2 separate regions of the Mus musculus genome follow, and region 2 is linked to region 1. Evidence: chromatin loops called from intact Hi-C (ENCODE). Cell type or tissue: gastrocnemius. All regions are shown on one strand. Links, peaks and the distances in the headings refer to the core of each region. The heading gives the core; the rest is flanking DNA.

Region 1 (5,000 bases), core at 1-5,000:
ACCATGTGAGAAAACACCCGAGGCTTCAGAGTAGTTTGTTCCTGACCAAGCAGCCAACAAGTAAAAGGCCCAAGACTGTGCTCGAACCTTCCTGAACACAGAGGGTTTTTGTTTCAATTTTTACCCTTTAAGCCCAGGATAGCCTTGAATTTGTGGTGGTCCTCCTGCCCCGGTTTCTGAAGTGCAGAGATTGCTCTCCTATGGTCTGTTTTTATAACCTCTGCACAAGTGTTGTTGCTGGCTCCCAGCCGTCATCTAGAAAACTTCCTTGTTGCTTTCTCTGATTTCCTTGACTGGTTGCATTTAGATTGGGTTTGTCTGTCTGGTTTGTGTCTTTTCTTTTTAACCTTTTAAATTTTATATGTTTGTGTGTATGCGTTTGGATATATGGAGGTCAGAGCAAAATTCTCTCTCTTATGTGGTGGATTCATTCCAAGGATCAAACTCGGATTGTCTGGTTTGACGGGAAATGCCTTTATCCATTGAGCTGCCTGGCCTGCCTTGGAATTATGTCTTTGGCATGGTGTCCAGAAAGGCAAGGATCTTGAGGCAGGGGGACAGTCCTGGAGAACATTTGCAGAGGTTTCAGGATGAGTGCACAGAAGATTTTGGATTTACCTTACTTTACAGATGACTAGATCTACGGAGACCTGTCCCGAGTCACACAGTATTGCCCTGGACTCATTTCCTACACTCTTCAGTTTGGAGCAGGGTCTTTCTGGGAGCCCCACTATTGGGCTTTTACCAAGTGCTTTTGATAATTCTATCAGGGCAAGAGGGTGGTCCTAGTATTCCCATTTTACAGATAGATGAGAAACCTGAGGCCCAAAGAGGTTTACCTGAGGCCTCACTTGGTGGAAACTGGAGCAGAGGAGGGTATGAACCCCTACTTAATGTCTCATTTGATAAATGTTACTCACGTGAGCTGCATGAGTGGGTACGTTGGAAGCAGCATAAAAACCAGCTCTGAAGCCTCCTGGTGATTAATAGTATGTCGGAGCTGTCATGTGGAACATATCTGCGTTGCTTCTAAAGGGTAGTGCTCATGAGAGTTTGGGGTCAGTTCCTATATGTGCTTCCTGTTAGCTTCAGTGTGACTTTGAGCAGCCTCCTTCTGGCTATGAGCTCAGGGCTCTTGGTACTGACTGAGGAGCCTTCATTCAGACCAGGGGCCACAGGGCTATGGATTGATTTCTGCAGCTGCAGTCGGTTGGGTTTGTCTGCCATGTGTGAGCCCAGCTAGCCCATGAGGCCCAGAGAGATGGGAGAGAGCAGAGGAATGGGGCCACTTATGAACTTCAGGCTTTGTTCTGGGTTAAAAAATTCCCCTGTAGCCCTTTGACTTGGGAACCTAAGGTCAGGTTTATAACATAGATGTACCTTGCTTGGGTTCCAGGGGCAGCCTGTCCTTGTCACCTGGTTCTAACTGTGACTCAGTTGCCTTTTCTGTCTCTTTGGACACTGTCCTTTCTGATGCTAAGACCCTTCCTCAGAGACTCAGCTCTTTTGCACTTGTGTCAGCCTGGGAAAAGGAAAAAAAAAAAATTATTATTTTTTGAGACAGGATCTCACTGTGTAGCACCTGATGGCCTCAAACTCTTTATCCTCTCGAGTGCTGGGGTTACAGGTGTGCAGCCAGCCAGCTCCGGCTGACTGACAGGTTGCCCTGTCCCCAGTGGCCCCTCAAGCCTCTCTTTATCCCTCCAATCCAACTTACCCCAGTCACACTGATGGGAAATGAGCTGAGTAATGGCGTATGTGGTATGTAGTGATGCAGTATGCCAGCCCTGAGAGAGGTCCTGCATGCGCGACCCCACTCAGTGGTTTTCCAAGGGAAATCCCAGGAATGTAGTCCTAATGCTGAGTCTGTCCTTCCTTGGCCCACTCAACCCCAGGCTGCTTGCTTTTTATCTATAGATCTGACTCGTGTACTCTTTGAAGAAGTAAAGTTAAGTCTATGTCTTTCCCTGGCAGGAGCTGGACCCAGGAATAGGGTTTGTGGTGCCTATGGGACCATAACCTTAACTAGGGCTCTTGGCATTGTCCCAGGTGTCCAGAGGCATCCAAGGTGCATTCTGGGGTGTGCCTTATATAGCTGTCTTGGAACTCCCTATATAGAGCAGGCTGGCTTCAAACTCAGAGATCTACCTGTCTCTGGCTCCCAAACATTGGGATTAATATTGTCCCATCCTCTGTGTAGTTTAGAGTAAGAAAGATTTTAATAATTTTTAGAGTATTGCATATAGCATATTTTCTTTGTTTGTTTGGTTTTTTTTATTGACATACGGTTTCTCTATGTAGCCCTGACTGCCTCTTCCTTCCAAGTGCTTGGATATAATGGCATATAATACCACACCCAGTTTTTGTCTTTGAGGCTGGGTCTCTCTTTGTAGCCCTGTATTTTATTTTATATTTTTGTTTGTTTGTTTATTTCATGCATATGACTGTCTTGCCTACATGGATGTTTGAGCTCCTTAACACATGTAGAGTCTAAGATTGGCCTGTACAGCTGAAGTGCAGCAGCCTCTGGGGCTCTGATGCTGATACTGTGTACCCCTCCTCTTAGGGAGAAACCCATCAGCTGGATCCTGAACAAAGCTAAGGTACAGGGCTGGACATAATAGGAAGCTGAAGAGGATTTGTGGATGCTTAGTAACAGGTTCTCTGCCCTGTGGAACTCTTAGGGAACTTGAGGGAGGCTGACCTGTTCCAGCCTCTTTGACTCGCATTGTGTCAAATGTGGCCTGAATCTTCAGCAAAGACCAGGGATGCCCCCTGGTGGATATGCACCTTCCCAGTGCAGGCACAAAGCGGCTTTCTCTTGGGTCCGCTTCCTGTCATCTTGAGGGCTGCACCTAGCTGCAGGAAACTGGAATCACTGGCGTCAAGGGTCATCTTTTCACCCTTAGCATGTGATAAAAATAGGCAGTGGCAGAGGTGGCATTTAGAGCCTGAGCCCAGGTGTAGCCTTGAATTAGCTTCAAATTCCAGCTCTGTGTACTGACTGCGCATGCTCGGGCAAGTTAGTTGTCCAAGTGTCCGGTCTCTTATGCGTCCAACAGTAATTGGATTTCCGACTCATAGAGCAGAGATGATGGGCGTGCCCGTGGAGGGGACAGGCCTTTGCTGAGGTGCTTGGCTTTGGCTGTAATTGGGAGAAAGAGCGCGTTCCTGGGAATGGAGTCAGCACACCACGCGTGGCCGTGCTTTGCTCGTTTGTAAAGCAGTCAGTCCTTCTTTTCATGGCTGTGAGTACCAGACCCCGAATCCAAGAGATATAAGAACTCTTGAGTTCTTCTGTGTGTTTGAGGAGTTCATTTTTTCTAACTCGGTTTCTTCTATGTGAGAGATCCCCCCTCCCTTTCACCATTATTGGGCCATTGGCCTGTTACAGGGCAGTTCTGCGCCCACCCAGGCACAGCTTGGCACGTTGAAAGTGATGAGCTGTTAACTTGAGTGGCACTCGGGTCCATCCAGAGCCCTGTTGGTGCAGGGGTCAGCAGACTTTACTCGGAAAGAACCGGAGAGCAAACATTTGATGCTTTGAGAGCGGGATTTGCTCTCGGTTGCAGATGCTCAGCTCTGCCACCATAGCTTGTGTGCGATTCAGAACCGCTGCCTGCTGCTTGGTGCCGAGCATGCTTCTGTGTGAATGTGGGAACTCAAGTTTCAATCGTGTTCACAATTGAGAGATGCTCTTTTATGTCTACCTCTGTATTTGGGAATGTAAATAGCGCTCCTCCAGGGATGGCGCTTATGGGCACTCAGAATGCTCAGTCGTTCAACATACGATCATTGCATGGTTTCCTGCAACACAAACGTCAAACAAAACGAGGGTGTCCCAAACCCCTGTAAAAGGATTGTTTACGTTTATACCCAGAACGTCAGGAAAACGCTGAAATCTGCAAGTGGTGCGCATGTGAAGGTAGGCTTTGAGCAGTTTGTGCTTTGAGACCTGAAGTCCCTATGAAGTTGTCCAAGCCAAAATACATGTGTGCTAGATGTGTCTGTGACAGGATCAAGTGTGCTTTCATTATTGCGGAACAGAAAATCCATCTGAAAGTGTTGAAGGCACACACAGCAACAGAAAGCAAGAGAAATATGAAGCTTTTATTCCACCCCAGAGACAGGGTTTCTCTGTGTAGCCCTGGCTGTCCTGGAACTCACTCTGTAGACCAGGCTGGCCTCGAACTCAGATCTGTCTCCCTCTGCCTCCTGAGTGCTGGGTGTAGCTGGCAATATGAAACTTTTTAATTAAAATAATAAAAAAATCAAGTCTTAGCCAAAAGGCAGAGACAGGTGAGTCTCTGTGAATTCAAAAGCAGTCAGAGCCACATGATGAGACCCTGGCTAAGAGAAGAGAAGAGAGGAGAGGAGGGGGAGGGAAGAGGGGAGGGAAGAGGGGAGGGGGAGGGAAGAGGGGAGGGAAGAGGGGAGGGAAGAGGAGGGGAGGGGAGGAGAGGGAGAGGGAGAGGGAGAGGGAGAGGGGAAAGTCAAAGGTTAATAATTAAAGAGCTGGGTATGGTTATGCACACCAGCATTTGATTTTTTCAAGACAGGGTCTCACTGTGTGGCTCTGGATGGCCTCGAACTCACTGAGATTTACCTGCCTCTGTGCTGGGATTAAAGATGTGTGCAACCACACCTGGCCTCATCATTTTGAGGCCAGCCTGGTCTTCATAGTAAGTTCTGGGGCTAGATAGGGATCTCTCTCTCTCTCTTTCTCTTTCTTTCTCTCTTTTTCTTTCTCTCTCTCTCAAGACGATCCTCTTCTTAAAAAGGAATAAACAAAGTCCAGAAAGCTGCAGAAGCAGGCATGGTGGGGTGCCTGTGTCACCCCAGGATCTAGGAGAGTAACGCAGGAAGTCTTGAGTTCAAGATCATGATCATTCTGGTCTATAAAGCAAGACCTATCTTTTAAAAAGGAAATGAGGGGCTGGTGAGATGGCTCAGTGGTTAAGAGCACTGACTGCTCTTCCGAAGGTCCTGAGTTCAAATCC
Region 2 (11,702 bases), core at 3,402-8,401, 200 kb before region 1:
TCTACCACACGGGTCCTGGGGATGGACCCAGGTCATCAGGTTTGGTGGCAAGCACCTCTCTCCACCTAATGCCCTCACCAGCCACCGCCACCCCCACCCCCATCTCCCCAGCTCTTAAACTGAAGAGGAAGATAGGTACAAGGGGTGGGAGGCTAACCTGAGGTTACAGATTCCCTTATTCACTGTGAAACGCTCACCTACCCTCATCAAGGAGTCCTGCAACCTACGCGAGTCAGTTTAGTATTGCACAAGGCCACTGAGAATAAACAGACCTGCTCGTGAGAAAGATACAGTCAAACACACTTGTCTGTCTGTCTATCATATCTATTTATTTATCATATCTATCTATCCCATCTGTCTATCTATTTATCTATCTATCTATCCTATTTATCTATCTATCTGTCTGTCTATCCATCTGTCCATCCTTTGAGACAAGGTTTCCTTGCTGTCCTGGAACTCACTCTGTAGACCAGGCTGACTTCGAACTCACAGAAATCTGCCTGCCTCTGCCTCCCAAGTACTGGGACTAAAAGTGTGCACTGCCACACCTGTCACCCTAATGAGGTTTTATAGCAAATCCCCTGAGAGCAAACCTAATCCCCGAGAAGACTCATGAGAATTACCCAACGATTGAGAACTAACCCACTCGCACCCGGCAAAGCCCACTCCTTGCACCACATTAACCTTGTTAACCTGGGACATGAACTTGGCACAGCAGAGCCAGCTACAAAAGCGGTCTACCACTGAGCTAAAGCCCAGCCTTTTGGGGGAGAGGGGAATCCTAGCTTTTCAAAATATCACAGTGGCATTTAAAAAGAGCTCAGGAGCACATTTGAGTTAGAATCACAGCGACATCGCCCTCATCTAAATCAGAAGCAAACACCCGACTGTCGCACGAAGCATCGGGTTGCAACCTACATTTTGTTACAAAACACTTCCCTTCCGCTTAAAATCGTCAAAAGTACAAATCTGTGGTGTGCATGATGTCACTTTTTTGAGGATCCTGTGTAACGGGTGTATGCTCAATGGTGGAGATGGGAAGAGGGTGGGAAGGTCTCCGCAGGCACTCAGGGGGTGTGCCCCTGGCCACTCTGCAGGTACCTGAAAAACCTGCAGTTCCACCGGTTCTGGTCCGTGGACGACACGCAGGTGCACACGGAGTACAGCTCTCTGCGCTCCATTGTGGTGACCAACTACGAGGAATCCATCAAAATGCCCATCAACGAGCCAGCTCCGGGCAGGAAGAAGTCTCAGATCCAGGTGGGGTAGGAGACAACAACGGGGAGGGAGGCTTGCGGGCTCTGAGAGAGCATAGGTCTGAGCGATCAATGATAAACGGTCAGATGGATAAATGATAGTGGTCTCCTTCTTTGTTTCCCCTCCTCCCAGGAATATGTGGACTATAATGGGGGTGCTGGGGTCCAGCACATCGCTCTCAAGACGGAAGACATCATCACAGCAGTAAGAACCCTGTGTCTGGCCCAAGTGCCCTCTGGTTTATTAGCCGCAGGGACAGTCTCTGCCGATGAGAGTAGCGGGTGGTGGCAGTCCCCCTGGAAGGATGATGGGGCGTCCCTTTCCTCTCCCACAAACTCACACAGTTACCCCCCACCATGCTGGGGAAGCTCATTCTGCAGAACAATCCAGTCCCAAGGGCAAGCAAGCCTGAGGTCTGGTCCAGGCTCCGCTGGTATTTTGCTGTGTGCCCCAGGGAACTCAGTGCCTTCTCTGGGCTTCAGTGAACCTTTCTCTAAAAATAAGATTAGACTACAAGACTACTACGTATGTCCTTTTGGCCAGATTAAACATGCCTTCCCTATGGATGCAGCCTTCAGGAAGGCTAATTCAGTCCTGGTCTGAAAGAGAGACAACGAGTTGGGGCAAAAGCTGGGAAGTGAGAGAGGATGGAGAAGAAGGCTGATCAGGAGGGTGTCGTCTTAGTCAGGGTTTCTATTGCTGTGAAGAAACACGGGGAGCAAAGCAACTAGGAGAGGAAAGGGTTTATTTGGTTTAGGCATCCAATCACTGTTCATCATCAAAGGAAGTCAGGACAGGAACTCAAACAGGGCAGGAACCTGGAGACACAAGTGGATGCAGAGGCCATGGAGGGATGCTGCTTACTGGCTTGCTCTCCCTGGCTTGCTCAGCCTGCTTTTTTCTACACCTCAGGACCTGCAGCCCAGGATGGCATCACCCACAGTGGGCGGGGCCCTCTCCCATCAATCACTAATTATGAAAACACCCTACAGGCTTGCTTACGGTCTCATCTAAGGGAGGTGTTCTCTCGGTTGAGGTTCCCTCTTCTATAATGACTCCAAGCCTGTGTCAAGTTGACCTAAATCTAACGGGGACAGAGGGCCACATGAAAGAGAAGGCATTTGAGGAGAGATATATACATAAATGGGGAGAGTTCCCCAGGCAGAAGGGATGACCACCAAGACAAAGATGAGAAAGCCAGGAAGGTTACAGAGACAGGAAGGGTGTAGCTCAGACAGAGTAAGGGAAAGGGACAGGAAGAAGTGGGAACGGGAGCAAGTGGTCAAGGCCATGGATGGGACCTTAAATTTTGACACTGATGTGTGACATCATCCTGGGCTAGGCAGAGAAGAGGCACACTTGATTTAATGTCACTCCGGCTTCTGTACTGAGACAGACATAGATCGATGCCTGCCTCAGTTTCCCCAGCAGCGCACAGAAAGGCAGGCACACAGTGTACATTCTATAAGTGAGAGCCATCACTAGTAGTCTGTGAAGTAGAGACAAATAGGGAGAAGGTATCCTGACAGAACGTGGATAGGGACTCTGCTACCTCCTGCCCTTGTTGCTCCTCCTGGTGACAGCAGTTGAACAAGCTGACCTTGACCCTGCTGCATGACAGATCCGCCACTTGAGGGAGCGAGGCACGGAGTTCTTGGCCGCCCCATCTTCTTACTACAAACTGCTTCGGGAGAATCTCAAGTCAGCCAAGATCCAGGTGAAAGAGAGCATGGACGTCCTGGAGGTGAGGCTCAGCTCAATGCTTAACTAGAAGAACAAGAACCCCGGGTTCACTGGGCCACACACAGAGTTGGTACCATGCGGAGAGTTACAGCAGACCACTTGAGGCCGCTTTGCAGAGAGGAACAGATAAAGGCTGATGGGTGGCTTTAACTGAAATCTATAGGAGAAGAGAGTAAACTGTGCTAAGGCCCTGAGGCAGGCACAGCCTTCAAGTATGCGAGAGACAGAAAGACGGACACATCTCAAGTGTGACAGAGGCCAGGCAGCTTGTCTGAGGCCAATTTTTTTTTGTTTTTAAAGATTTATTTATTATATGTAAGCACACTGTCGCTGTCTTCAGACACACCAGAAGAGGGCGTCAGATCTCATTACGGATGGTTGTGAGCCACCATGTGGTTGCTGGGAATTGAACTCAGGGCCACTCAGAAGAGCAGTCAGTGCTCTTAACCGCTGAGCCATCTCTCCAGCCCCCAAGGCCAATTATTCTTACAGCTATTTATAATTCTGGCCATTTCTCTTCTTTGGCTAGAAACCATTGGGAGGTTTCTTCATCTCATTTTATCATTTATTTAATTGAGTTTTTGTTTTGTATTTTTGTTTTGTTTTATTTTGTTTGAAGCAGGGTTTCTCTGTGTAGCCCTGGCTGTCCTGGAACTCACTCTGTAGACAGGGCTGGCCTGGAACTCAGAAATCCGCCTGCCTCTGCCTCCCGAGTGCTGGGATTAAAGGCGAATGCTACCACACCTGGCTGTTTTTGTTTTCTTAATTTTTAAATTTTTAATTTTTCTTTCTCTCTTTCTCTCTGTGGTATGTATATGTATGTGCACACATATGAGTCTGAGTGTGTATGTCTGTCTGTCTGCCTGTGGAGGCCCAATGCTGGTGTTCGAAATCATCCTTGATCTTCCAACTTATTCACCGAGGCAGGGTCACCCCCAATCAAACCCAGAGCTTACTGATGTGACCAATCTTGGCTTCCTTCCTTCCTTCCTTCCTTCCTTCCTTCCTTCCTTCCTTCCTTTCTTTCTTCTTAAAATATTTGTGAGTGTGTCTATGTGTGGATGTTTGCACATGCGTGCCAGTGGCCACAGAGGCCAGAGGCATCAGATCCTCTACACTTGGAATTACAGGTGGTTGTAAAAAAGCTGCCTGACGTGGGTGTTGGGAACCAAACTTGGGTCCTCTGGAAGAGTAGCAAGTGTTCTTAACTGCTAGGCCTTCTCTCCAGTGGCCCCTCCCCCATCTCTGCTTTCTGAAGCTAGACTTACAGAGGGGTCACCACAGCAGCCTCACACTTACACGGGGTCCAGGGCTTGGAGCTCTGATCTCACACCTGCTTCAACCACTGAGCCGTCTCCCAGCCTTGGCTTTATTTGGGACAGCTTTTACTAGCACAGAAGCCACGTGGAATACGTTAACTTTTTTAAAATTTGTGAGACAGGGTCTCACTGTATACTCGCCCTGGCTGGCCAGGAATCACTTTGTAGACCAGGCTGGCCTGGGTCAACAAAGTGTACATGAGTGTGTGTCTCTGTGTGTACACAGGCCACGTGCTGGAGGAGGCCAGAGGAGAGTATAGAGCCCCTCCAGCTGTTACAAATGGCTGTGAGCTGCTGGGTGTGTGTGTGTGTGTGTGTGTGTGTGTGTGTGTGTGAACCCACAGTCAAACTCTCTGTGAGAGCAGCAAGTGCTCTTACCCACTGAGCCATTTCTGGAGTGGACGACACGTTTTAACATTCGGAGAAACTCCCGGGCTGTTTTTCCAAACTAGATGCAGCGGGCTTTTTTTTTTTTTACACTCTCCTCAGCAACAAAGAAAAAAGTCCGGGTTTCCACTTACGTGCCATCTAATGGGGGGAGGGGGGCTCTAGGAGAAAGGCCAGACCCTAAGCTGGAATGGCCGTGGGGGTGGGTTAGACTGAGGGCATATTTGGAGAAAGCTGGAGAAAGGAGTCTTTTATTGGCTTTGGTGGTGCAGTAGCCTTTACACTTTCCAAGGCTCCCACAAGGATTCCACAAGGTCCAGTTTACCTTCCTTTAACAGAGCCCACTGTCTCCCTCCCAGGAGCTGCATATCCTAGTCGACTATGACGAGAAAGGCTACCTCCTACAGATCTTCACCAAGCCCATGCAGGACCGGCCCACACTCTTCCTGGAAGTCATTCAACGTCACAACCACCAGGTACGGCTTGCACCCAGAGGATAGCATCAGCTGCCTGCGAAATCTTACCCAGCTCACACGCGCCTTCTCTCAACGCCACAGGGCTTTGGAGCGGGCAACTTCAACTCTCTGTTCAAGGCGTTCGAGGAGGAGCAAGCCCTACGGGGCAACCTCACTGACCTGGAGCCCAATGGTGTGAGGTCTGGAATGTAAGCCCCCATCCACACATGGACCACGCAAAGTGCTGGACACATCAGTCATCTCCAACTGGCTGAAAGGCTGAACCTCAGGGCTCCACCCACGTCATGGCCACGCCCCCTCTATTACAAGAGTCCGCCTTGCCTGAGTCCTCCCTGCTGAGTAAAGCTACCCTCCCAGGTCCAAGTTTGTGTCTTGTGTTTGGGCCCCGCAAGGAGCAGTGGCGTCACTTAGCCGCCAGGGGGAGACCAAGACCGCTAAGCTGACTGAGGCCCCTATGGGGAATGCAGGTGCAGGGTGCAAGAACTTTTACTAAGTGGGACCCTGCCCGTATGATCCATCCTAGAAAGACAAAAACAACAAACTGGGTCCTGCGGTGGGTTGGAGTGTGGCAGCGTTTCATCTGATGGCTTTAAAACCTTTAAAGATGAGCCCTCCTTAATGGCATCACTCGGAACACATGGAAGAGGTCAAAGGACTTTAGGGTTGGTGTCCTTCCTCAGCAATCTCAAGGCATTGTTGTTCCTGGTGTGTATGATAGAGCCCAGACCCGAGTGGTTCTGAGCCTCTCCTGCCCTGCATCCTGAGTGTGGCAATCACCAGTCCCCCTAACCCCCAAACCTCACAGCTGCGTTTCCTCACGCCTTGTGCATACTTGCTTGAAAAACAAAACAAAACAACAAAAACATAAGGCAACCGGGAAGAGTGTTAATGGCCAGAGACTGAGCATACCTTACCACCCAAGAGGGTCTATCATCATCAGCACCAGGGACAGAGCGGGGCTTTGCTCCCTTTTCCTTTTGTTTTAATCTAACACTCTTCCCTGAGCCGCAGTCAATTTAAAGTTAGGCTCACTTTATTTTTGAGATTGGGGGTGGGGTGGGGTGAGGGCTAAGTGTGTTGCCCAGGCTGGCCTTGCTATGTAGATCAGGCTAACCTGTAACTCTAGTTCGGCTTGCCTCTGTCTCCATCTCCCAGAGGGCTGGGACTCAAAGGTGTTTGGTATCACGCCATGGCAAAACTAGGCACACTTTGATCTCTGTAAGGAAAAAAAAATATATATATCCAAAGTGGTATCGGTATCATGGGGGAGAATCCAGATGGTTTCTATTCTGGTTTGTTTTGTTTTGTTTCCAAATAGAGGAAAAGTCAGGGCTTCAAAGATCATGAACTAAGAAACCGGGGAAATAAGCTAGGTAGGGTGGTGCATGCTTGGGATCTCAGCACTCCAGAGGATGAGGCAGGAGGATCAGATGTTTGAAGACAGTCTCTGTGACGTGCTGAGATTCAAAACAAAACAAAACAAAAACAAAGAATGTGGGAGAAAATGAAGCAGATCAGGCTGCAGCCGATGCAAAAACACCTCCCTATTTCCATGACTCATGCAAAAACATTTCTCTAACCTAGAAGGTTGCAGCCCGCAGCTTGTGGGCCACATCTGGACATATTTTGTCTGTATGACTTTAAACCAGAGAGTCAGTATTTGTTGTTGTTGTTGTTTTGGTTTTGGTTGTTTTGAGACAGCCGTGAAGCCCCGGTTGGCCAGTTCAGAACGCTCTATGTAGACCAGGCAGCTCAGTAGCTAAATCCCACTGGATCCCGCCTTGCGGATGCTAGAGTTACACGCATGTGCCGTCATGCTGTACTTGAGCTAGCATTTTAGAGAGCTGAGCCATTTCACAGACACACTTGGGGGTTTTGGTTCTTACAAAGACACCCTTGTCTGTGGCCTTGCCCTTGGTGCTAAGACATGGGCACCTTCGCACACACCTTTCACCCTGCAGTTGTCTGGGCCACATCCCACACCAGCTACCTGCTAGCTAGATGACCCTGGTGACCCTGGCTGGACAGACTGATTACCCTCAGTGCCTGTGGCCACATCTAATGAATGGAGAAAATACGGGTCTCCTAGGAGAGCCTGCTTGCTCTCTCTCTCTCTCTCTCTCTCCTGCTTTCACACCGAACACACTTAAAACATTGGCCATTACTATGTCACATGAATTAGGCTTAAATTTGTAGCCTAGGCTGGCCTTGAAACTCAAAAATCTTCCTGCCTCTTCTGCATCCCCAGGTGCTAGGATCACAGGCACGAATCACCTCGCTTGGCTTTATGCCCAGGTTGGTCTGGGTTTTTAATTTTTATTATTGTGTGTGATGTGGATGGGTAGGCACACACCGCTGTGCATTTTAAGACTAGAGGGTAACTCTCGGGAGCCTGCCCTCCCCTTTTGCTCTGAGAACTAAGCTCAGGTCACATCCAGCTTGACTGTTCTTGATCTAGCTCACTGGCTCTGTCTGTGCCACCGTGCCCAGCCTCGTTCTGGGTTTGTCTTCTCAGAGACACCCCCACCCCCGCCCTGGAGACCAACCCCATTACCCAGAACAGGCCACAGCATACCTGGGGAGGTCAGAAGACAATTTGCAGGAGTCAATTCTCTCCTTCCGACACCTGAGTTCTAGGGAATCACACTCAAGTCAGGAGGTTTGGTGGAACACACCTTTACCCGCTGTCTCATCTTGCCAACTTCCCAGCCTGCTTTGATACTGTTTATCTTGAGGCAGCATCTCACTAAGTTGCTTAGGTTCATAGCTCATGCTTTGAACTTGTGATCTTCCTGCCTCAGCCTCTGGAGTCACTGGAATGACAGGCCTATGACACCTCTGGAGTCACTGGAATGACAGGCCTATGACACCGATTTTTGCTTAATTACAGAGCATCAGCTGCTCCAGATACCTAAGAAAGTGCTTAAGAAAAATTATCTAGAAAAAATTTTTCTCTTAAAAAAACAAAACAAAATAAGCCAGGCATGGTGGCACACGCCTATAATCCCAGCATGTGGGAGGCAGAGGCAGAGGCAGAGGGATTTCTGAGTTCAAGGCTAGCCTGGTCTACATAGCGAGTTCCAGGACAGCCAGGGCTACACAGAGAAACCCTGTCTCGAAAAAAACCAAACCAAGCCAAACCAAACCAACCAAAACTGGTGGGGCGTCTAGCTTGACTATAGTCTGTCTCAGTTCAGAACTCACTGACAGGGTCAGAATTTACAACCAACCTCTAACCCTGAGACTTAGGGCAAAATCAAGTGGAGACCAAATGGGCAGTCTGGCGTGGTAGCTCTTGATTACAGCCCCTGCACTTTAGGAGGCAGAGGCCAGGAGACAGAAATTCTAGGCCAGCCTGGGCTAGGGAATAAAACAATCTCAAAAGCAAACAAACCCCCAATGTTCTGAGTGGTCTAGCTCCCCTTCCCCTCCAGTTCCTGAGCTTGGCCAATCCACCCTCATGACTAGGGTGCACTTTCACCACAGAGAAGGGGCCAGGGGTGGGGGGCTGGGGGGGAGAGCAAGAGAGACGGCGTAGCTGTAAGAAAAGTCAGTATATTTATGGTTTGCTTTATAAAAGTTACTATAATACAATGGTACATAGTATTGAATTCACAAAAGTATGAACAAATATTTACAGCAAGACACACCCACAACGGAAACATTTCTCTTCAAAAACAAGTTACATACAGATGACAGAGTCTATACGCACAGACAACCCTAAAATTTATTGGTTCTCTTCTTTGCAGGGGCAGGGAGAGGGAGGAAAAAAAAAAATCAGAAACCCCTGACCCTTCAAAAGCAAGAGATCTACTCAATGAAAACAAAAGCTTTCAAAGAAAAATGGGCCCACAGATCAGGAGTATTGCATACCCTTCCTGGGATGCTGGGGGTGGGGGTGGAGAAGCCAGGGGCTTGGGGAAGGGTTAGCTCAACACCTCACCCTAAACTCAAGTCAAGGTTAATGCATGCGGATCCCGTGACGGGGCTCAGTGAGGCCCTGCCAGGGACCAAGCAGCCCTTCCCTGGCATCTGGGCATCTTCATCCCTTTGTGATGGGGGTCAGTAGGGAAGATGAAGAAAGCCCCCAGCGAGCCGGCCTGCCCGAGGAACTCAAATTAAGCCATCTCTACACGCTACACATTTCTTCTTGTGAAAAATAAATCTTTTTTTTCTCATTTGCACAATTATGCAGACAACTGCATATGGAAGAGTAGGTGGGCGCTGTGCCCACCAGGTGCCCCTTGTGTCTTAATTGCCAATCGAAATAATCCTCTCAACCTTCAGACGGGCCTGTGGGCACAGTCTCAAACACAGAGGGCCTGTGGGCACAGTCTCAAACACAGAGGGCCTGTGGAAAATTAAAAAAGGGGAAAAAAAAAAAGAGAAAAACCACAACAAAACCACCAACGACAGAGAGAGAGAGAGAGAGAGAGAGAGAGAGAGAGAGAGAGAGAGAAAGAGAGAGAGAGAGAGAGAAAGGGAAAAAACAATTCTTTGTACAGAATTTACATGATAAGAAAGCTTGACACAAGCTGAGGTACCAAGAGGCTCCTGCCACCTGGTCCACGGGTGAGGTCAGTCCCACCCGGAGCACTTCATCTTGGTGAGGACTCTGGGTCACAACAGTCACGGTCCAGAAATATTTACATGTCTGCTTTGCTTTCTGGGGGGTTGGGGGGGTGGATGGGACTTGCTGTTACTGTGTGTGTCTTTTTGTTGTTGTTGGTTTGCTTTTTTTTTTTTTTTTTTTTTTTTTAAGTACAAAGAAATGAGAGAAGGAAAAAAAAAGTCTTCCCACTTGTTTCTACAAGAAACAAAGTTCCCAAGAAAAAAGTAGTCTGTTATGGCAGTCTATCTACAGGGATTGGTTCGGAACGCCAAAATAATAATTTTCTTCCCTTCAGTTTGATTTTATACACGAGAAAAAAAAAAATTCATGGAAATTAACCCTGAAGAGGATGGGGTGGGGTGGGGGCAGGAGCTGTCCAAGATGGAGATCTGAATTTTAATATCATTTCCAAGACCATCTTCCTTTCTCTAGGAGAAACAACCTGCTCGCTATGGAAATAAATACGCCCTGGCCTCCTGGGTGGGGGCCTCCAGCAGGGTGACATGGGTGTGGGGGTTAGGGTAATGGGGCGAAGCTTATCAACAACAAAAAATGTCACATGCGTACGGTCGGACAAACCCGTAATGGCAGGGCTTGGGGGAGGCCCTCAGGGCCCTGGCACCCTCTACACCTGGGCAGGGCCAAGGCTGCCGAGAGTGGAAACACCCTTCCCAGCGCCCCCACCGCACTGGGGACACCCTGGGAGGCTCCATCGTTGCTGGCATCCGAATGAGAAAGTAAACATTGAACCCAAGGATTGGGGGGGTGGGGGGGGGAGTAGGTAGGGCAGCTGGGAGTCCCCAAGGAGGAAGTTCCTGTCTGGGACCAGCTTGGCTCCCCCAGGGTCTACCAAAGGGAAAGGGGCACCCTCAACCACGGGGGGTGGGGGTCAGGGACTGGGGAACAGGCCGGGAGAAACTGTGGGGTCTGCTCGCTGCATCGACGGGCAGGTAGGGGCCTTGCGGGTCTGTAGTGTTCTGAGGTTGAGGCCGCGGGAGGCCCCCTCCTCCTGCAGCACCTAGTCCAAGGTCAGCCTGGACCCTGGGCCCACACCCAGTTTCACTGAGGCCTCCGGATTCCCCACAGGGCTCCACCTCTGATTCTGCCTTCACATTTTCAACGGTTAAAAAAAAATGTCTTTTCTTCGGACAAGGAAGAAAATAAAGAGGAGACACAACACCACAGAGCAGCATTCTCAGGGGTGGGGGAAATGACTGAGGCCAGAGCCAGGGAGGGAAGACAGACGGACGGACGGACAGACGGACGGAGGGAGAATGGAAAGCCAGATACATAAGGATACAAAGCCTGCGTGCGAAGAGCATCTATAAAAACGGAAAGACGCAGGTGGAGAGACAGAGAAGCCCTTTCCCGCTGCGGGGCTGGGGCTGCGGGTGGGTCCTGGGATAGTGTTGGGGGCGCCAGGCCCTAGTGCGGCTGCTGGGGATAAGGACAGCACCTGAAGTGGGTGGGGGTGTGTGTGGAGCCTGGCCCAGGGCGAGCGAGGGTTCTCCTGGGCTACGGCTGACATCCTCGGCCTTTGGCACGCGGGGACTAATTGAGGGTCCCCCGGCAGTTCTCGGAGCCACAGAGGCAGGGGATCTTGACATCTTCGATCGGGAACTTGTAGTCGTACGTGATCTCCTCGTTGACGTTGATGTGCTGCTTAGAGTAGATGACGATCTTCTTCTGGGACTCCACCGTGATCACCTTGGCGTAGCAGTTGGGCTGCAAGACAGGGTGGTGATGCGGTTAAGACGGGGTCGGGATCTTGGTCAAAAAGAAATTTTTTTTAAAACCCCTCAGTTTAACAGATTTTGCAATCCATCCAGCCTTGTGGTTTTATGCCTGCTCTTAAGTGAACATTGGCATCGCTCAAAGAAGGTTCAATGTTGAACATAGCAGTCATCT

What was found. Hi-C counts contacts between places; a loop is a spot of excess contacts. Peaks named below come from ENCODE experiments on the same cell type or tissue, not always from the same donor. Only the 100,000 strongest peaks of a DNase experiment are listed, where the experiment ranks them.
Region 2: it touches region 1 in a loop (2.6-fold over the local background); 10 of 42 quality-filtered maps call a loop at or near these places.

What each region holds. Positions count from the first base shown.
Region 1 is chr5:122,966,314-122,971,313 of GRCm38, reverse strand. The region is part of intron 4 of Kdm2b (lysine (K)-specific demethylase 2B); the gene reads left to right. Among named protein-coding and RNA genes, the nearest start is that of Kdm2b, 20 kb to the left of the region's middle. In gastrocnemius, for the core only: a CTCF peak has its summit at 2,780 (motif pointing left); a DNase peak (open chromatin) is centred at 2,776; H3K27ac peaks cover 798 bases.
Region 2 is chr5:123,165,650-123,177,351 of GRCm38, reverse strand. Hpd (4-hydroxyphenylpyruvic acid dioxygenase) reads left to right here. Exons shown (of 14, transcript NM_008277.3): 10 at 1,098-1,260; 11 at 1,390-1,461; 12 at 2,879-3,001; 13 at 5,066-5,182; 14 at 5,264-5,545. The coding sequence ends at 5,374. It overlaps Setd1b (SET domain containing 1B), which reads right to left. Exons shown (of 17, transcript NM_001040398.2): 17 at 8,722-11,519. The coding sequence ends at 11,346. Among named protein-coding and RNA genes, the nearest start is that of Hpd, 11 kb to the left of the region's middle. In gastrocnemius, for the core only: no CTCF peak of the experiment used is centred there; a DNase peak (open chromatin) is centred at 5,570.